3 separate regions of the Homo sapiens genome follow, and regions 1 and 2 are each linked to region 3. A link is a loop called in an ENCODE intact Hi-C map of the cell type or tissue named here. Cell type or tissue: PC-3. All regions are shown on one strand. Each heading gives the region's core, and the rest is flanking DNA. Links, peaks and the distances in the headings are about the cores only. Region 1 overlaps CREB5 (cAMP responsive element binding protein 5). Region 2 overlaps CREB5 (cAMP responsive element binding protein 5). Region 3 overlaps CREB5 (cAMP responsive element binding protein 5).

Region 1 (6,898 bases), core at 1,075-6,074, 64 kb after region 3:
TCATTTTATTCCCTTGCTCAAAACACAAGCTCTCAATTGCTAACAAATCAAAGTAAACGTTGCCTAGTTATTTGGTCACATCCTATATTTTAGCATCATCTGCCACTATTTACCAACACGTACCCTGTAAGTTTTGGCTAGAACCAAACTGGACATGTTTGATTTTTCTCAATACATCTTGATCTTCCCTACATCTACAACTTTGCTAATGCTGATCCTTCAACTTGAAACATCCTTCACAGCTCATAGTTCTGCAGTTTCTATGAGACCCATATCAAATGTTTTCATTGCAAGAAAGGGTTCCTGGTACCTCAAGCCAGATGTGTTCTTTCTTGACTAAGAATTTCTGATGCACAGTATTGGTGCCTTTCTCGTGTTGCATACTGGGAAGGATACCACTACACGGGGCCTCAGAGCAGGGCAGAGTGAAAGGACAAGGTCTAGAACTGAGGGTCAGCAAGAGGGCCCCAGCCTCTGAAAGAGGAGGGTAGCAGCGGGCCGTGGACAGAGCATTGTGATGAATTTGACATGAAACTTCACACTCTCACTCACCGGTAAAACTGAATGCCATGGCACGCTTGAGGCCTAACAATATGATCTGATTCTAATACAGACTGAAATTATAGAAATAATATCAAAGAACCAGATAGTTCCTACCTAAAATACTCCCCGTTGCTTTCAATGTAATAAAACCTATTTTCATCCAAATCTGTTTAGAAGAAAACCTAACCCTTTGTGAACTCATTTTGTTTTGGTTTTTGTACATACTTCCTTCTCCCTTCCTTACTATATTAAAGATTAAATCAGTATTTTTTGTTGTAACATAAACTTTACAGGAAAACATATATTTCATTGGCCATAGCAATTCTTTTGTCATCGTATAAAACCACACTCACAGTTGCATAATTAAAATAGGATTCTGTATAGTTACAAACATATAATAAAAGTAATTACTAAAATAATGAGAAATAAACTTTGACATGTCCAGAGATGTTTACAAAACCCAGACAATGGAAAAGAATATATGACCCTTCATTTTGGAATGCAAAGCACTCATTTTTTCCTTCAATTAAAAGATGCTATACTCTTTTTATTAGTTTTCTTATATATCTTTTAGCATTAAGCTAGCAAAGAATTTAATAAAAACTGAACAGCATAAAGTGAGGTCATGCATTAGACCTGGGAAGGGAAACTTCATGAAGTTTCTTTCCGTGTCCTCATAACAATGAGTCCTGAAACAAGTAGAGTTTATAAGAGACTTAAACGTGGTACAACCTAACTATAGATTGGTTTATGAAAATGTGTGATTTTTGTATACAACTCTGTAGTACTCAAGGCTGGGGAAATTATGCAAGAAGAAGTATGATTAACTTCATGTGACTGAAAGGCAGACGTGCATTTTTTAAACCTTTAAATTGTCTCACATAATGTAAATATTCTCCTTTTTAAAGGCAAAGCAAAAGTTTGAAAACTTTGTTAATAAGAACCAAATATTAACCACTTGCCATATTTTTCAGTCTAACATATTTCTCAAAGAAAAGTATAAATGTGGACTAATTTCGAGTCCATTAAACAGGTATTTGTTTTCGTTTCCTCGGCTTTGTCATTTTAAGGAGACAGGCTGGATTCGGCTTCAAAAATGGTTGTATAGAAAAATTTTTATTTGCAAACTTAGAAACATTTTGTGAGTTTACAAATAAACAGAATGAGTTCTTATATAACACCAAGAAGTTTTCTTTTTTAACGGTTTCATCTTTTTTTTCTTTTCTCTCTTTTATTTTTTTAAAACATCATCTACTTAGAGAATGATTCCCATCCCAAAGAAAATATTTGGGCAGATTTATTCATATCCTTGGTTTAAAAAGGATATAAGCAGGCTAAGCGTATTTCATGGAAGAAAGGAAATATGCCCACAGTTTCTTTTATATATTAACAAGTGCTTTTTATTCCAAAACCTCAAAATATTCTGTATCTTTAAAAATTTGAACACCCTCAAGACAGAAATTTCTAAGGGGTCACATAGCATTTTAATTGCCCCAAACAAAACTTGCTGGCAGTTTCGAGCAACTAGATAGGAAGGGTAAGTGCTTACAAGAACACACTCATGCCAATAAATAGTATCCTTGATAATTCTGATTGACATTCCAGCTCCCACAGTGGGATTCAACAGCCCCACCCAGGGACAGCATGCATCTGAGAACTGTTTGAAGGTGTATATCTTTCGGATTTGTTTACAGTGGCTTGTTCACGGTCAGACAGAATTTTCTACATGATTCCAAGAGCATCAGTCCTCGTTTCACTCTTCACAAAAAAGCAGATCCCCAAGTCTTGTCGCTGGTGACCTATTTGATCCAAGCAAAGTTTGTGACAAGCAAGCTCCACTATAATCAAATAACTAGGGAAATCATTTTGAGGTTTTTTTTTTTTTTCCTAAGAAAGGGTCTCTCTCTTTTGTCCAGGCTGGAGTACAGTGGCATAATGATAGCTCACGGCAGCTTTGAACTCAAGTGAGCTCAATTGATCCTCCCGCCTCAGCCTCCAAGTAGCTGGGACACACTCCTGGCTAATTTTTTTATTTTTTATTTTCCCAGGTTGGTCTTGAACTCCTAGGCTCAGGTGATCCTGATCCCCCTGCCTGGGCCTCCTGAGTAGTTGCAATAACAGGCGTGAACCACCATGCCCAAGTTTGACAAAGTTTGTTGAAGTGGGATTTAGCTTGCAATGTATCCATTTTCTCCTGTTCTGTTGTACCCTTTCTTTTCCTCTTCCCTTTCTTTGGGCTATCTGGTCCATGGCGTTTATTTTAAATAAAAAATATATATATTTTAAAAGTAAACAGGGTTTGGACTGATTCTCAAAAAAGCCGCACCTGCATATGTAAAGGATCCGTTAACATCAGGAAAGGAAAGTGATTTGGGACTGACTCAAGTCAGGGAACTACCCACTGAATCATCACTGACACCTCCAGGGTTTCTTTGGAGGTCTCTCATAAGAACAGGGATCTAGCCCAACCCTGTTCAGCTTATGAGAGCTTAGCTGAAGGTGGTATGGCTGCTGGCCACATTACTCATTGGGGATATTGAGTCATATACATTTATAAGGGGTGGGCACAGAACATTAAATATCCCTAAGGTGTTTTGTAGCTTGAATGGTGTTGCTGAGCACACAGAGGGACAGAGCTCAATTTCTGATTTTGGGTATGACATGCAAGTTTCATCTTCACAACATGTATTTCTCATTTATTATCCAAACTTTTGGCAATCGCTCCTTATAACTCAACATTCACAGATTTCCAAATAAAAATGTTTACTATTTTTTGAGAGATGAAATGAAAAAAGACAGCAAAAAATAGATTTTTCTTACTGTTTTTTCTTTAGAAAGTTTAGGCCATTTAATCCATCATGGGTGGAATGACTTTTACATGGGATATTTTTAAGGGTGTCGGCAGCACTCTTTGTTCTTCCTTGTGCTTTAGACTTGCCTCTTAATTCTACTTGCGTAAGTTAACCTCAGAATTTAGATCATGCCTACAGTATGGTGCCCAGACTGGTCTCAAACTTCTGGGCTCAAGCAATCCTCCCACCACAGCCTCCCAAGCAGCTGAAGGCTAAATGTGATCTTTGAATAATGGCTTTGCAAGAAGATGGATAAATCTTCTATTCTCTCAACCACTATTTTCTGAGAATTATCAGTTCAAGCCATGTTCCCCCTATATCCTGCCAAATTCCTCTTTCTTACCAAAAGAAAAAAATGGATAATCTTGCTTGTCTGTTTTTCCCCCTACTTTCTTATAAAGTTCCTAAATACATTCTTGTAAGTTTCATTTAAACTAGGGCATTTGGTAAGTTGATAGTTATAGCATGCTCACAGCTGTGGGAAAACTGACATAAAAAATAACCAGCTCAGAAAAATGGCCCATGTACAACATCTTTGAGTTTTTATGTTTTATTAGCAATTTGGACTCATTACTGTTTGGGGGAGGAAGGAAGGGAGGTAGATGTTTCTGCAAGTTGTTTCTTTAATGTATTAAGCAGAGTTTTCTAATCAGGTTTAATGCAACTCTGCCTGGCCCTTTTAGCTGGGCTGTAGGAGACGCAGGCAACATTGATCACTGGTTTCCGCTCTCCCCTACCCCATCCTCCCCATACACCTCCTTGGCCCTCCCTGATGGTCCTTCATGGAAATTCATTACCCAGCAGCAGAGGTCAAGCTAGGTATTTTGTGATGCTTCCATAGAGAAATGAGATAACCTCCTTATCGCAACCCAATATGTTCTCTGATCTTTCCCAGCTTTTGTCTTTTTCTTAGCCTTTTGGGCAAAGGCATGATAACCACTTGGCTCACAACTGCCACACTGTCCTGTGGTTTTGAATTATGATGACCAGAAAGAGCCGGATAATATTTAATAGCCTGAGATCACAGACTTCCCTGACACAACACTTAGCCAGGTCTGTCTTCCTTTTACAACCCTCATTATTTGTACCTGTTCTGTGACTTCTGGGAGAATACACTACGTCTAAAACTCTCTTTTTCTTCCCTTTTTGCTCTTCTGGGGTATTAATTTCCCCTTCTCCACATGAAAGGGCTGTCCATTTTGTTACCAAAATGCATTAATGCAGACTAGAAGAGTTCTGTTCCTAATCTTTTATGAATCTTGGTGAATCTTTGGAAAAAAACAGACGGCATGCTGAAATAGTCTCCTGTGGCATACTTCAGGAAAATCACAAATTATCACATTTGAGAAAATGTTAAGTACACAGGTATCATGTCTTCCAATTCAATGGTCACCCTTTCCCTAGGAACACAGGAACTATGATGGAAAAACGGTAGGCACAAGAGAAGTCAGAAGAATAAAATGGGAAATTTCATTTTAGTCAAACCTTCATACTTGGAGAGAGAAAGGAAGGAAAGAAGAGAGGAAGGAAAGGAGAGAAAGAAGGAAAAAAATGTATTTTTCATCTTTTCTTAGACAAGCATTATTCTTAAAGTCCTACAAGGCATTGAAACTGGAAAAGATTTAGAATCTAAAATACCAAGTTTTACTTGAAGGGCTGAATTGGCTCTTCAAGCTAATCAAACCAAGGATTTGATGTGACACATAGCTAGAAGACAAGAATGTTAATTCTATCTCTATGGACAAGATCACTGTTCAACTTGTTTTTCATGATGAAGTTGAAAGCTCTCAGAAAGAGAGATGTTAGAAGCCAAGTGAGCAGAAAAGTCCTGGATCATGGGTTTCTAGGAAAGTACAGGTCCTAATTGAAGTCCTGGGACCAGCAGCATCAGCATCACCTAAGGACTTGCTAGAAATGCAAATTCTTAGACCTCACTTGAGATCTTTGGGAAGGTGGGGTCCTGGAATCTGTATGGTTTTCCAGTTATTCTTCTGCATGCTAAGTTTGAGAAGCACTTATAACACTCTCCCACAGAAGAATTTAGCCTGCACTTTGGGAAGGGATAGTAATTACTAAGGCCCCCATTCAATGAAACAGCAGTACCTGCAGTACTAAAGCACATGAAAGAAGTCAAGGTGTAGAAGAACATGTTTATTATGAGCAAATGAGAGAAGGGGAAAGAATAAATTAACACAAACACACAAATGTAAACAGAGATGATTAGAATCTCTCTATCTATTACAGATCACAAACATTAAATTTCCAGAAGAAAAATAAATACTAGGATTATATGTGTAAAGAAAAGAGATCACCATGTAAAAGCAGGCTTTCAGTTTCTGATACTTCCATGTAGAAACCAGAGATGGTTCCAACTGGCAAATATGAAAACGGAATCTTAGACCAGAGACTTGTGGTCCCCTCTTGACTTAAAGGATCCTTCAGCCTTCACTCAAAAGGGGACAGCTGGCCGAGTGCGGTGGCTCACACCCATAATCCCAACACTTTGGGAGGCCAAGGCAGGGTGCATCTCTTGAGCCCAAGAGTTTGAGACCAGCCTGGGCAATATGGTGAAACCCCATCTCTACAAAACCCACAAAAATTAGCCTGGCTTGCTGGTGCACACCTGTAGTCCCAGCTACTTGGGAGGCTGAGATGGGAGAATCGCTTGAGCCTGGGAGGCAGAGATTACAGTGAGCTGAGATCACTCCACTACACTCCAGCCTGGGTGACAGAGTGAGACCCTGTCTCAAGAAAAATAAAATGAAGGGAGAGCTTTTCCTCTAAGATTTTAGTATGAGGAACATTTCGATCTTTCTTTTTTTTTTTGAGATGGAATCTTGCTCTGTCACCCAGGCTGGAGTGCAGTGGTGCGATCTCGGCTCACTGCAACCTCCACCTCCCAGGTTCAAGCGATTCTCCTACCTCAGCCTCCAGAGTAGCTGGGATTACAGGCACCCATCACCACGCCTGGCTAATTTTTGTATTTTTAGTAGAGATGGGGTTTCACCATCTTGGCCAAGCTGATCTCGAACTCCTGACCTCGTGATCCACCCACCTAAGCCTCCCAAAGTGCTGGGATTACAGGTGTGAGCCACTGCGCCCAGCCTGATCTTTCATCTATACCGACACCCTTATGTATACCATCCTCTGCATCAATCAATGAGTACTAAATAGTAAAGCTGACAGTGAAGCAAAATGGGCAGACAGTAGCTAACTCATTTACCAAAAGCTTTTTTGCCCTTTCTTATCCTTCCTGGGGAGAGAAACAGAGACGGAACTTCCTCAGCGCCTCCCAGCATATTCACAGGTCATCTCTTTAGGGCTGTGTGTTGGGGGGAGCTGGAATTGGGGGTTGAGTAGCTCATCGTCTGTAGGTAAGTGCTTAAATCAAACTTTTCAGAGAGAGATGACAAGTCAGCTTTATGGTTTGGCCCCCGAAGACTTACTGTGGGGAGCAAAAATCAACAACCCTGCACTGCACGGGTTTGAGCGGGCCAAGTTTA
Region 2 (6,898 bases), core at 618-5,617, 75 kb before region 3:
CCCTCATGCACTTCACTCCTTCCTCCTTCTTCATTCTCAATAAAAGGTGTTTTTTTTTTTCCTCTCCCATTTCTTAGTCACTCAGGTTTATGACGGTAATACCTATAAAGTTGTTTTACAAGAGACATTTAACCTGCAGAAATAACAGGCCAAAAGTTTTAAAAATGAAGCTCAACAATCTTTTCTACCACATTGCAGCACTATGATTGAAATCAATCAGAATGACTGTAATTGCACTAATAATGGCTACTGGTTGACATCAGTTGACTGATGGTGATGTATTTTAATCCAAAACTCTATCAAACCATCTATGACTAACTGTAAAAGAATCAGGCCCAGGGTTGAGGTTGAACTGCATCTTAGTAATTTTATGCAAAGCAAAGACATTTTCTTTTTTTCTTGAGACGGAGTCTCTCTCTGTCGCCCAGCCTGGAGTGCAGTGGCGCGATTTCGGTTCACTGCAACCTTTGCTGCCCAGGTTCAAGCGATTCTCCTGCCTCAGCCTCCCAAGTAGCTGGGATTACAGGTGCCTGCCACCATGCCTGGCTAATTTTTGTAGTTTTTTAGTAGACACAGGGTTTCACCATCTTGGCCAGGCAGGTCTTGAACTCCTGACCTCGTGATCCACCCGCCTCAGCCTCCCAAAGTGCTGAGATTACAGGCGTGAGCCACCGCACCAGGCCAGCAAAGACATTTTCTAGAACTGTTTGTTTGTTGGTGACTCTTTTCCTCCCGATTATAGAGGAATAACAAAATAAATTAACTGTCTAAGGTCTTACTCATCAGAGTTGCTAGTGAAGGCGTCATCCTTGTTATTGGCAGGGGCTTAGCACTTGTCATTCCAGATGCTAATTCCTGAGCTAACTACTGCAAAGAAAAGCATTAAGAGGGAATGTGCTAACTGCTCGGATATTTTTGCCTTTAACTGTTTCCTTTTGTGAATTATAATCTCTTATTGCCAGCCCCAGACAAAACCCTCAAATAGGAAAAAATTGATTTTTAATCTCCATTGCAGGGACTTATCTTTCAATTCTGTATCCTCCTACCCTAAGTTTAATCAACCTGTAACCCATGATACTTTTCCTGTGCCTTCACCCAAAGGCATAAGTGACGTGGTTTCAGGTGTAATTAGGTTCAGGATTGATTAAGAGAAATTCCTTGAAACCAGCACTCTACAATCACATCCTTACATGCAGGAGGAGCACAAGAAGCCAGGAGAAAATGCAAATACAACCCTAAAACCAGAATTTGTATACCTGGTAATTATTGTCGCTTGTAATTTTATTTTTAAAGCAGAATTCTCTTGGCATAGATGCTCTGAAAATTTTGATCAAAAGTAATAAATTATAATTTCAAAAAGGCAGATTTTATTCCAAATCACCTTAGAATCTCAGAGTTCAAAGGATTCTATTCCTACTTTCAGATAATCATACAATTAAGCAAAATGGCAAGATCTCAGTAATCAGCCAAGTTAATACAATTTAAGAGTGGTATTTTGGGATACTGCCTAAATGATCTGGTTCAAATTTTAGCAAGACCAACCTGGGCTCTTTCTTTTTAGCATACAATTAAAAAAAGCAACTGTTCATAAAGCTAATTATAATAGCAATTAACTAATTGCATATACTATTGGCCACTTACTGACTTGAAACAGAGGGCAATTGGCTAATTGGTAATTAGCTAGTGAATGGCTTTTATATTCAAAGAATTGTTATATAACTTGCTCTGTGAAATAACTTGCCCATAAAGGCAACCAAACCTTGATGTTCTCGTTTCCTTATAAACTAAGTACAAATGTGAATCAATTTGCCCATCATTGACTTTGTAGTTTTTTTTTTTCTTTCTAAATACATGTTCTAGTATGGCGTTTGACTAAAAATGTGACTAAAAATGTTCTCTGGATAGCATTTGATTGCTATACAATTTGCTAAACTTCTACTGGTTTGGAATAACATATTTTGAACACTGTGTCAAGGGCTTTACAGAGATTCTCTTATTTAATACTCATAAGAGCCTAGGAGTTTAGTCTACTATTACCCAGCCCCATTTTACAGATGGGAAAACTGAGGGGTAGAGAGGTTGTTTCTGTTCACAATCACACAGTGAGGAAGGCAGGAAAAAAATTAAGGTTATCTCATTCTAATGCTCAATTCTTATTCACAATGTAGAACACCTCTAAGAACCTTGCAAAAGACAGTTTATCTAATGAATAGCTTCGAGAGTTGCTTGTGCCTGACCCATTCTGTGGATGGCTGTCCAGGTTTGGTGCATGTTAATGGAGGGGGGCTCAAGAGTTCAAAAAGCTGCCGGGTATAAAGTCACGTCTCCAGAGGCAGATGACAGAGGAGACAGTGAATAAGTGTTTTTTGGCGGTTCCATGCTTCCGACACCCTTCTGATTCAGCTGGTTGGAAGCTGGCAGTGTGGACTGGGTGGAAGGTATGGATGAAAGTCATTCTGCTTGAGGATCCAAAGTGTCTAGGCCCAGCCATGCTCCTGGACATGCCCTTCATCCACTTACTAAAACTCACTCCAGTACAGGACTCGCCTCTCTTCTTGGCCGTGGGTGACATAATGTCTGCCTGGTCCCCCAACCCTCTTTCAGTTTTGTCTAAATGCTGGCTTTCTTTGCAGCCACTCCTGGTGACTCTCACCCACTGGGATTTGGCCTTTCTCTTGGTCTGATCATCTACAGAACTTGGCTCTCTTTCTGTTCCCTCCAACGCATTTCTCATTCAGGGGGATGAGTCACCTCTCTTCACCATTTACACAGCACCTTACGCCCTAGCATCCATGATGGAGCTTCTTTGTCTGCCTTGAATTGTTACTCTTTAGATTTTTAACATTCACTGTTACTCAGAAGATTGCCTGTTGTATTTAACTTCCATTTTACAGGTGACAAAATTGAGTCTCTATGATGTTTTAAAACATAGCAGCTAGAACCAGGGTTAGAATTAACTCGTTTTTCTCATTCTTAATTCACATCTTTCTTCACAAGCTTAAGTTCTTCCTAATCCATTGATTCATATTACTTTTGAGAGGGGCTAACTTTCTGACACACTGCAAAAATAGATTTTGGAGAACTTAAAGTTTATGCTTGCCCTTAGAGACTAGACCTGATATTTTTTAGTGTATTATTTATAGAAATTATGATCTGGTAGGGTCTTATGGGTAAGGCTTGCCTCCTAGGAGATAAACAGAGCCCCTAGAATGTGAGATAGAACACCTGGGCTTGTCAAACAAGATTGCTGCAAATGACCCCAGCATTAGAGCTTGCACTGTTAAGAAGGAGAATAAGAAGGGGAAAGAGATCACGGAAAAGGTCTACCTGTGCTTGGTTGCCGGTGTGCAGGGGCGGATGTGGCGAGGTCTGGTGATGTGCTGGGTGTGCATGAAGGTGGGAATGGGAGTGGTGATGTGGATGGTTCTGCTGGTGATGGGGTTGAGGGTGAGGATGGTGTGCTGGGTGCTGGTGCTGGTGTGGGTAAGGGTGATGGGGTGGCAGTGTCTGGTGCTGATGCGGGTGCGAGTGCATGTGATGGTGTGGCGTCTGGTCCTGCCGGGAGCCCATCATCTCCATCATGTGTCCCATGGTGTTCATGTTCCCATTTGACATGGCAGCAGGGTGGTGAGTCAATGCAGCCTTCAACCTCTGAAACAGAACAAAAGGGAGGAGAGAGAACAACTGAAGTCAGTCATGTACATGATAGAGATTTAAAAGCAAAATGACTCACATTTTCAATTCTATATTTTACGATGCTATTGTTAATGTTTCCTACCAGTAGCTATCTTGCTACCAGTACAAGATAGCTTTTATATTAATTTCATATTTTCTTATATATCGTGGTCAGTAGGAGGGTCAATGTCAGCCAAATAGGTTAATTCAACTGTCAAAGCCAATGGGCAGGATATCCTATCAAGAATCATACATTCTACTAAAAGGTATTTCCTATTATCCAATCATGCATTATATCGTATCTACAACTGAATGCAAGCATACACCAAAGAGCACCATTCAATATGGTGATAGCACTGAACAAAGAGACTCCATCTGGTGTGCTACTGTATTTAATTTTTTTTTTTTTTTTTTTTTTTGAGATGGAGTCTTGCTCTGTCACTCAGGCTGGAGTGCAGTGGTGCGATCTCGGCTCACTGCAACCTCCGCCTCCCAGCTTCAAGCAATTCTCTGCCTCAGCCTTCTGAGTAGCTGGGATTACAGGCATCTGCCACCATGCCCAGCTAATTTTTGTATTTTTAGTAGAGATGGGGTTTCATCATCTTGGCCAGGCTGGTCTTGAACTCCTGACCTCGTGATCCATCTGCCTCGGCCTCCTAAAGTGCTGGGATTACAGGCGTGAGCCACCGTGCCCGGCCAGCCACTGTATCTTGTAAGAGTCACAAGAACAAATGCTCTTGCCTCTCAAAATATTTCTCAGACACAGAGAATAAATAATTTCAAATTTTAAAAAGTAGAGAGCTAATCTGATTTTAGGGCTTAAAATTAGAGTTAGTAATTTACAAGCTTCGGAGGTAATGTGTAGGTCTTTTCTGTTACCATGATTTTTCTTATGGTCCCTTCCAATACTCTTAATTTTTCTCACTCAATAGCTTTCTTTTGACTTTGAGAAGGGAGTGAGGAAAATAGAAGAATATGAAGTATTGCACCTCCTTTGATGGCCACATCAACTGGCCAGATGTATTTCTAACACAAAAGCATTATCCATTCATAAGCAGACATGCACACAAATAACTTGTACCTGAGTCTAAAGGAGGGGTCAGCAAACTTTTTCTATAAAGAGTCAGATAGTCAGTATTTTCTTCTCTTATCTTCTGTGTCACAACTACTCAACTCTGATACTGTGGTGCAAAAGCAGCTGCAGACAATGTATAAATGAATGAATCTGCTATGTTCTGATACAACTTCAGGGACAGGAAATCTGAATTTCATATAATTTTTACATGTCAGAAATGTTATTCTACTTTTGATTTTTTTCCCCAGTCACTTAAAACTTGAAAACCATTCTTAGCTCATACACTGGACAAAATTAGGCAGCGGGCCAGATTTGGCCCTTGGGCCATCATTTGCTAACCCCGTTCTAAAGATTCAGTTGATAATCAGCTTAGTCCCAGTTTCTTCAAAATTGTTTCTTCTGTGACACAGTCAATTATCATCATATCCCGAGGGGCATAATGTGCTAAGGACTGTATAATGCAGTTACTCGTTGGAAATATATCTTATGCAGAGATGATTGTCTAATTGGCAAGCTCCCATTGCCTTCATGAAGTATTTACCAGGGGACTGCAAGTTCTTTCCAGATTTGTGTTCTTATCTGATTCATGATAGTGGTGTATAATTGCTGGGCAAGGAAACAGTTGTATTTAAATGACGATCAAAGCTACTATGCTCTAACACTGTACAATATTAATGATTCTCAACCAGTTACATACACTATTGAAAAATACCAATTCAATTAATCAAAATCCTTAATTAAACATAAAGAGCCTCTACCTGCTAAGAAAAAAAATAAATAAAAAACAAGAGGAAAGGATGGTAGACTGTATGTTAATATGCGGTCATCATTTAAAATATTTTTGTCATCCCGATTCGGTAGCCACATAGTCTACTTCTCACCTCTTTCATGAGCAACAGATACTGCACAACAGCTACTGACCTTCATAATCCTGAAGAAGTTCAGCATCCTAAATGTCTGGGAAAGATTAGATGCTGGGTACTGTGTTTCCTCCTTTTTTTTTTTTTTTTTTTTTTTTTTTCAGATGGAGTCTCGCTGTGTCGCCAGGCTGGAGTGCAGTGGCAAGATCTCACTGCAACCTCTGCCTCCCGGGTTCAAGCGATTCTCCTGCCTCAGCCTCCTGAGTAGCTGGGACTACAGGCGTGTGCCACCATGCCCAGCTAATTTTTGTATTTTTAGTAGAGACAGGGTTTCACCATGTTGGCTGTGATGGTCTCCATCTTTTGACCTCGTGATCCACCTGCCTCGGCCTCCCAAAGAGCTGGGATTACAGGCGTGAGCCACCACACCCGGCCATGTTTACTTCTAAACAGAAAAGTGAACTAACACTTCTCATCTCCAATTTTAAGCAATGATTTCATTGTTTTTATAAAAATGCTTATTATAAAAATTTAAGCAATGCTTTGCAATGAAGTCAGCAACAATGAAGCCAAATGCGTTGTTTATATCTGGTGGGTGAACAGCATTCCAGACAACTCTATATATGTATATGGAGAGATGAAAGAATAACTAGAATAATTTTGTAACTGTGGAATTAAAATAGCATGTAATTTTAAAAACTTTTATTTGACTATGGCACAGCAAAGAAATGAAAATCTGGGGAATTGCTGGGTTTTAGATACATGTTTCTTTACCCCCAGGAGAAGTTTTTGGATGATACTTCCGAATTTAAGGATGAAAAAATATGAAAAGAGGTTATGTTGAAATCATCATGCCTTTTTAAAAAAATGACATGATGGAAAGTATGGACTTTCTAAACTATTCCTTGTAATTTCATTACTATAAAAGTATACTTTTTATAATAAAAAATCAATTACTACAAAAATATTAGATAATAAAGTAAAAGCCACTTGCCTAGCCTTCTCCCCTAAACCCCAGTCCTGTTCCTCAGATGTAACCACCACATATCCTCAGACATTTGCTTTGCACAAAATCAAGCTGTTTTAATACATAGTTTTGTATCTTGCTTTTTGTCCCTTTAGCAATATATCTTTGACAGCCTTCTATATCTGCAAAAATAGGTAATAATAATGGCTAACATTAACTAAGTACATGCTATGTGCCAGTCCTTGTTCTATATGTTTTACAAGTATCAAGCTACCTAATCCTCAGAACAACCGTGTAAGGCTAAAGGAGAGGCAAAGCCAC
Region 3 (6,898 bases), core at 1,007-6,006:
ACTTTTTAATCTCTGGAATACAAGGCCACAGTTGGATTAAAATCTCATCCTCCTTGAACACTTCTGTCCTGGGGACTGTGTATGCTGTTTTGAAATAAAAATAATTGAGGCATGCCTTTATTGTCTGGGACCTAAGTATCCTGTGAAGCTAATGATTCATCTTATTCACACTACAGCAATACAACAATCATTTAGTACAATCCAGCTTCTCAAACAAGCGATAAAAAGACAATTTTAAAAGGATACCAAAAGGGAAAACATACTCTTCGTAGTTTAAATTTCAAGATTGGATTCTTGGGTTTTAAGAAAAAAAAAAAAACAACCCTAAACCTTTAGGAAAACTTTGCCTCCTCTGTCTACCCGAATGCCCCACCTTCCATCCCTATCAAGGCACAAATTTCCAGATAGATCTTCTGTGCTTCCCACAAAAAAAAAAAAAAAAGCAAGACAGAGTCATCATCCCAAAGTGCAAAGCAAACTTTCATTATTAGCTGTGCTGGCAAAAATCTTGGAAGTGTAAGCTACAAACATTCCAAGAAAATGACCAAAATATATCTCTGCAAAGCAGAACTTCCCTGTAACAAGATTGTTAAATTTCCTTTTTTTTTCCTGGCTTTTCTGACACAGCTGAACTTATTCGCACAATGTTCCAAAGCAGACAGGGACACACGCGTGCTCACACGTCCACAAATACACAAGAAAGAGGCTCTTGAAAACTTTGTCTGAGAGGGGGTGTTCTGACCCAAACCATATGCAGTTTTTTTTGCCCAGATGCATCTGAATTCAGGCTCAGGAACATTAAACAAACATAAAAACAAGACCCAGCAATGCGCGTGCTGGGCTGGGTGACAGAGGCAGCTAGCAAATATTGGGATTGTATTTCACCAGTTGCCGTGGTTACCAAAACAGGGTGGATACTGGCAGAAAGAGAAAGAAATAAAACCGAGAAGACAATGAGTCCTAGGAGAATGTCTGAGTGTGTGTACAAGGAGCCGGTTGTGAGGGTGGAGAAGGTAGGGCCAAGAGAAAAGATGGAATGGAAAGGGGCGTTTCAAAACCCCTCTGTGCTTGTGTGAGCAGTGGGCTCATTCACCACTCCACACCCAGCATGATGTGGAGCTCTAGAACCCGAGGAAGACCCATGCAGGCACAAAGAAAACAGCGAGAAAACATGGGGATTTGGGTTGGTGACAAGCAAAACCAAGGCATTTTGTACTAGGTGCCAAGGGATGAAATCCTCAGCATGTATTCGTACGCTGGCTGGCAAATAAGCCAAGTCAAGACCACCAAGTCTCTGGAAGAATCATAGAGAATTGAGCCCATTCCTTCGGGGAATTTGATGATCAGCTTCAATTCCCAGTTGACATAGAAGGGAAAAGCTGATTGGCCTCTTTCACCCCTGTGTACTTCGCTTCAATAACCAAATTGCAGAAAATGCTTCATAAGCTATCACCTTAGAAAGGTCACTCTCACAGCAACCAGCGGATGACTTTCCCCATCAAACTTGATAGTATATACAGAGGGAAGTTCAACACACTTGAAAATCAGGAACCTGGGTTCTAATTCTCCTTCTTCCATTCATTAGCTTCTTGACCTTAGACAAGTTATTAACTTGAACTTCAGGCCTTTTTTTCTCAAAAGAAACGATTTTGCCAAAAGAATCCCCGAACTCCCTTCCTGTTTTGGAATTTGGTGATTCATAGGCAATTAATCATCTCTCAATTCTTGTTTTCAAGACACATAATCGAATGTATATTCTCGTGTATTTGGAGTTCTGATCAGGTCATGGAATACAAACTCTGTAAGAACTTATTCTTTTCTGTAGAAATATAAATAGATGGTTGCTAGCCCTTCTCTTATCAATGACCTCATAATCTAATCATTTACATTTTATTTTTAAGATGACATGATATATTCCTAAATTAAACTTTCTACAGTTTAAATGGGCAAAGTGGCAATGGCATATAAAACGTCATACTTCTAGCCAGCAGAAAGGAGATGGGGTTTCTGTTGGCTCTCAGTGTTAGTCTCAAAGTGCTATTGCTTTTAATTCTTTAATAACAATAGCTAAACTCAAATTCAGCACTTGTCTCAGCCAGACAGAGATTTAGAGAAGACTCCTCTCCAATATTTAGTTGATGAGGTCTAGAGAGTTTAATAGGCATAAGCAAAGAGGTGGTGGGGCCTGAGCTACTAATTTGAGCCTAATCTTACTTTATACAACTGAGCTTTATTTTTATAAAGGCATGCTTTTATTCAGAATAAGTTACCATGGGAACGCCAGGGATAGCATGATATAATAGAAACAGGACAAAAATCAAAGAAAACCTGGGCTCAGGTCCTGGTTATACCACTGAGTGATCCTGGAAAAGTCACTTAACCTCTCTGTGTCTATAAAACAAGCATAGTAACTTTCCCTGTTGATCCTACAGGGTTGCTATGAAGCCCCAACAATATGATGTACATGGAAGCAGTTTGCAATTTGTAAAGTGCTCTACTAATGTAAACTCACAGGATAACAATCCCTACTGCTGGCTAAACATTACAATTAAGGGCTAGAACCAGGAGCCCAGTGCTTGGGTTCACATCCCAGACCATATTTTACCAACTGCATGCTCTACAACATACCCAACCTTTCAGTTTATTCACTCGTAAAATAAGATTAAGGACACTATCTGGGCCAAGCGTGGTGGCTCATGCCTGTAATCCTAGCAGTCTGGGAGGTTGAAGTGTGAGGATTGCTTGAACCCAGGAGTTCCAAGATGAGCCTAAGCAACATAGGGAGACTCTGTCTCAAAAAAAAAAAAATTATCTGGGTGTGGTGGCGCATCTGCAGTCCTAGTTACTAGCTGCACCACCTAGTACGTGGGAGGATTACTTGAGCCTGCAAGTTTGAGGCTGCAGTGAGCCATGGTCCCTCCACTGCACTTTAGTCTGGTTGATAGAGCAGGATGTCTCAAAAAACAAAAAAAGAAAGAAAAAAGAATATCTACCTCATCAAATTGTTCTAAAAATTGAGAATATATTGCAAGATGCTTAACATAGCTCCTACCACATACATAAGTGCTTGATTCAGGCTGGCAATAACTACTCTCTACCACGGTGTTTTAAGAAGGAAAATCGCTTTTAAGGTGAGACACAGCATACATACAAGTGAGACTGTAGATTGCTATTGTTGCTGCTGTTGTCATGGAATCTTATGTAATTCCTATTCATCTGCATGGTGGACAGTGGTTTTCACAGCAATGAGGGAGGAGCATTCTGAGAAACGTGGTCATCTTACTTCAGCCCATCATCATCATGTTTTGATCACAGGCTACAGGGTCACATGGCTGCTGGCATGATTCAAAAGTTGATGAGAGCTTCTTTAAAGTCAATAGCACTTCTTTCCTAGTCACAAAGCTTCTGAGAAGCAGACAGCCTATTCATTCATTGCTTTTTATTCCTGGACTTTTAGGAAGTGAAGCTGGGGATGATTAAAGCAAATAGGCAAATCGAAGAACTGCATTTTTCAGGAGTGCCAGAGAGATGTTACCTGGAGACTGTCTTTTCATGTGTATAAGCTTTCCAGGCAACTCCATCTGGAGCCAGGCTCCTCTGTGATTTATCTGTTGGACAGTGGGTGGCCAAGGGGCACCGTAGGCAAACAGTTATCCAGCTCGATAATTAGGGAGGGGAAAGGCAAACACAAACACACCCAGGTTGACATTCAAAACGAAGTGGATATGCAACCACGGATTGCTCACCATACCTCCCTAGTTCTTGTCTGCCAGGCTGTGCGGAGGAAACCACGAGCCGACAGAAGCACTGTTAGTAATGTGTCAGTGCAGCTGACAGAGAAATCACAATTCTAGGTAGAAATGTGAAGGCCCAAGCTCAGGGTCCAGTTTTGTGTTTAAAATATGGCTTTATCTCCCTAAATCTTTAGTGGGCCTCGGTGTCCTCACTTGTGAAAAGAAGGAATTGGAGAAGGTTCTAACTAAGTAGTCTCCATTTCTAAGATGCCTTGTCTTTCTCATCCTTTTAGCTTCTTTCATTGATTCATTAATGCATGTACTTAGGTATCTATTCAATAAATTGCAAACCTAACTATAGACGAGGTATTGACAATAAATGATCAAAATACAGCATGACCAGTCCAACACAATGGAAGAAATAGCATTTAGTACTGATGCTCAACTCCAAGGAGGACAAAGACATTCCAACTTCTATTTTCAAAGGAACAGACATACTGCTTTTCTCTCCAGGAAAAAAAAAATGACAGATTTAGGTATTTTTCAAAGAAATCAAATGAAGTCAACTACTCTTGATAGGCTGATTACTTAGCTTAGAATTCATCTGGATTTATCCCACTTCACCCCACCTTCATCAGCATTGCTAGGGTTTGTTCCTTCCCATTATTTTAATTCAACTCAACTCAAACTCAAATTCATTTCTCATTCATGGGGCCTTTCTCAGTACAAGGAGCTTGCACGATGCAAAGATCATCTTCAAGGAGTTTTCAATCAATCGAGAGAGACACACGTGTAAAATAAGAAAAGTCAAGACAAGAATGTGTTTGGATAAAGAACAGTGAAGCTGTACCAGTTAGTGAGGCTACAGAGTCCTGTTTAAACCAAGCAGGAATGCTGCTAACCACTCTACATCTTTTCCAGGTTATTTGGAGGTATAAACTATCCTTGCCATCCTTGTCTCCCATTTTTATGTAAATATAAATTAACCCAAGGGAATCTGATTTAATCTGCTGGTTACTGACATCTATCTGGTAGCCATATGATATTTTTATCCAAAGGATCAATGTTGTGATCAAAAGCTTTGTTACTGGAGTCTGAAACTTTAGTCTTTGCTAAGTGTTGTGTCACTGGGCCAGTTTTATTAACCGTTTGTAGCCTCAGTTGCCTCAGCTGTAAAGTGGGGACAATAGGCCAGGCATGGCGGCTCATGCCTATAATCCCAACACTTTGGGAGACTGAGGCAGGAAGATCTCCTGAGGCTAGGAATTTGAGACCAGTCTGGCCAACATAGTGAGATCCTGTCTCGACAAAAATATAAAAAAATCTAGCTAGGTGCACACTTGTAATCGTAGCTACTCAGGAGGCTGAGGTGGAAGGATTGCTTCAGCCCAGGAATTCGAGGCTGCAGTGAGCCATAGTCATGCCACTGCACTCCAACCAGGGTGACAGAGTGAGATCCTGCCTCAAACAAACAAACAAACAAACAAACAAACAAACAGGGACAATATCTCTGTTGTGGGGCTGTACTGAGGAGAAAATCAGGTCACACCTGTACATATCTTTTTCCTACTGTCATTCCTAGTATCAACACTCTCTAGCCTTCACTAACTCTGAATAAACTTAAGGTGAAACCTGGGCAGAGTGGTCAGAGCCCTCCATCATTTTAATCAGTCCTATACAGTAGTAGCCACCTCATAGTTAATGAGACACAAGACAGGTGTATGGCCACATCTCCACCCCTAACCCTCACTGCTTATTTAGCTTCCAAATCGTTACTGGTTTCTTTAAAATAAAAACAAAAACCTCTTTCAAAGCTTAATAGAATTGGTCTGATTCCCATAAATAGAAATGAACACATATCTACATAACTCTGAGAACACCATAACCACATTACTACAGAATCATCTGCATGCTATAGAGACTGGAAATGTGTCCCGGGATGGTTTGCATTTCCCCTACCCCTTCCTTTCCTCCTTTTCCCCTTTGAATGTTAAAAATGTCCACCAGGTATCTATCAGTGAATTTCTTTCTAGCAGATCCCACTTTCATCTAAGACACGTATTGCTCCCAGGAATCTAGAAGGAAGAGCCTATGATGTTGAGAGGTTAGAAAGACAGAAGCCTCTCAGAGCTCTGAGTCTGCTCTGACCCCCAAAAGGAATCCAATACGTGCATTGTGAAGCCATGTCTGTTGACTTAATTCTTCAGAAAATGAATCCATAAAATGAAATTATAATTAGCCAGAATTATGATAAAAATAGCTTGGACAGATGTGGCTACAGTACATTGATACTAATGTACATTAAATCAAAAGATTTGCACATGTGCTTCTTGATCTAGGATGTCCTAGATTAATGCGCTGGAGAACTTGATAAAGGCACTGGGTTTGCTTGCTCTCACAATAGAAATTACTAATTGGGGGCAAAGAAAACAGATGCATTCTAATGGGCAATCACTACTCAGAAAAATTCTAACAAAATTGTGCATTTAAAGCAATCCTGTCTTAAACTTCTGTCCACTTCTAAGACCTCCAAGTTTCGCCAGAGATTTAGGATAATGGCTTTTGTCTGTGGCCAACAGGGAGCTTGAAATGGACACTCTGACAGCACTGTCCCCAGGGGAATAAGTCTGCAGTGTTTTGGTGTGGGCAACACCTCCCTTGCAGCTCTCTGGTTACTTCTGTGCTCTGGGAACACACCCTGCAGAGTGCATTCATCACAATAGTCCATGTGTGACCTTTGGAAAAGTCCTTGAAAACAGTGAAACAAGAGTTTTAGTTGAAATCTGGAATCCATTCCAGTCTTACACAGGAAGAAAATTAGGCATAGAACAACAAAGCCCATAGTTCAGAGAAACCTGGGGAGGCTCTGGCTGACATTAAAATCGTGCAAGTTTTTTTTTTCCTTCACTACTTTGTATTTCGTAAAAGCTTTTCATCTGAGCAGCCCAAAGCTGCTAGAAAATACTATATGGTTAGTATATGGCAATAACTGATTTCTCCAGTAAAAATGCAAGCATAATAAGAACAGAGATGCTGAGTGACATATTCAAATTCACTTAACATTTTTCCAGTACTATTCTTTCAAACATGAGCAGCCAATGCTACCATTTTTCCCTTCAAATTGATGTATTGGCAATAACAGGGGTAGAGGTGGGAGCTTGGGG

Evidence for each region. Peaks named below come from ENCODE experiments on the same cell type or tissue, not always from the same donor. Only the 100,000 strongest peaks of a DNase experiment are listed, where the experiment ranks them.
Region 1: a loop joins it to region 3, with 4 times the contacts of the local background. A loop is called at or near these places in 1 of 110 quality-filtered maps.
Region 2: it touches region 3 in a loop (8-fold over the local background); 1 of 110 quality-filtered maps calls a loop at or near these places.

What each region holds. Positions count from the first base shown.
Region 1 is chr7:28,662,468-28,669,365 of GRCh38, reverse strand. All of the region lies in intron 5 of CREB5 (cAMP responsive element binding protein 5), which reads right to left. Among named protein-coding and RNA genes, the nearest start is that of CREB5, 250 kb to the right of the region's middle. In PC-3, for the core only: no CTCF peak of the experiment used is centred there; a DNase peak (open chromatin) is centred at 3,005; H3K27ac peaks cover 1,522 bases.
Region 2 is chr7:28,800,952-28,807,849 of GRCh38, reverse strand. CREB5 (cAMP responsive element binding protein 5) reads right to left here. Exons shown (of 11, transcript NM_182898.4): 8 at 3,328-3,651. Among named protein-coding and RNA genes, the nearest start is that of TRIL, 150 kb to the left of the region's middle. In PC-3, for the core only: no CTCF peak of the experiment used is centred there; DNase peaks (open chromatin) are centred at 799 and 2,729; H3K27ac peaks cover 1,043 bases.
Region 3 is chr7:28,726,265-28,733,162 of GRCh38, reverse strand. The region is part of intron 7 of CREB5 (cAMP responsive element binding protein 5); the gene reads right to left. Among named protein-coding and RNA genes, the nearest start is that of TRIL, 230 kb to the left of the region's middle. In PC-3, for the core only: no CTCF peak of the experiment used is centred there; a DNase peak (open chromatin) is centred at 3,702; H3K4me3 peaks cover 340 bases; H3K27ac peaks cover 1,129 bases.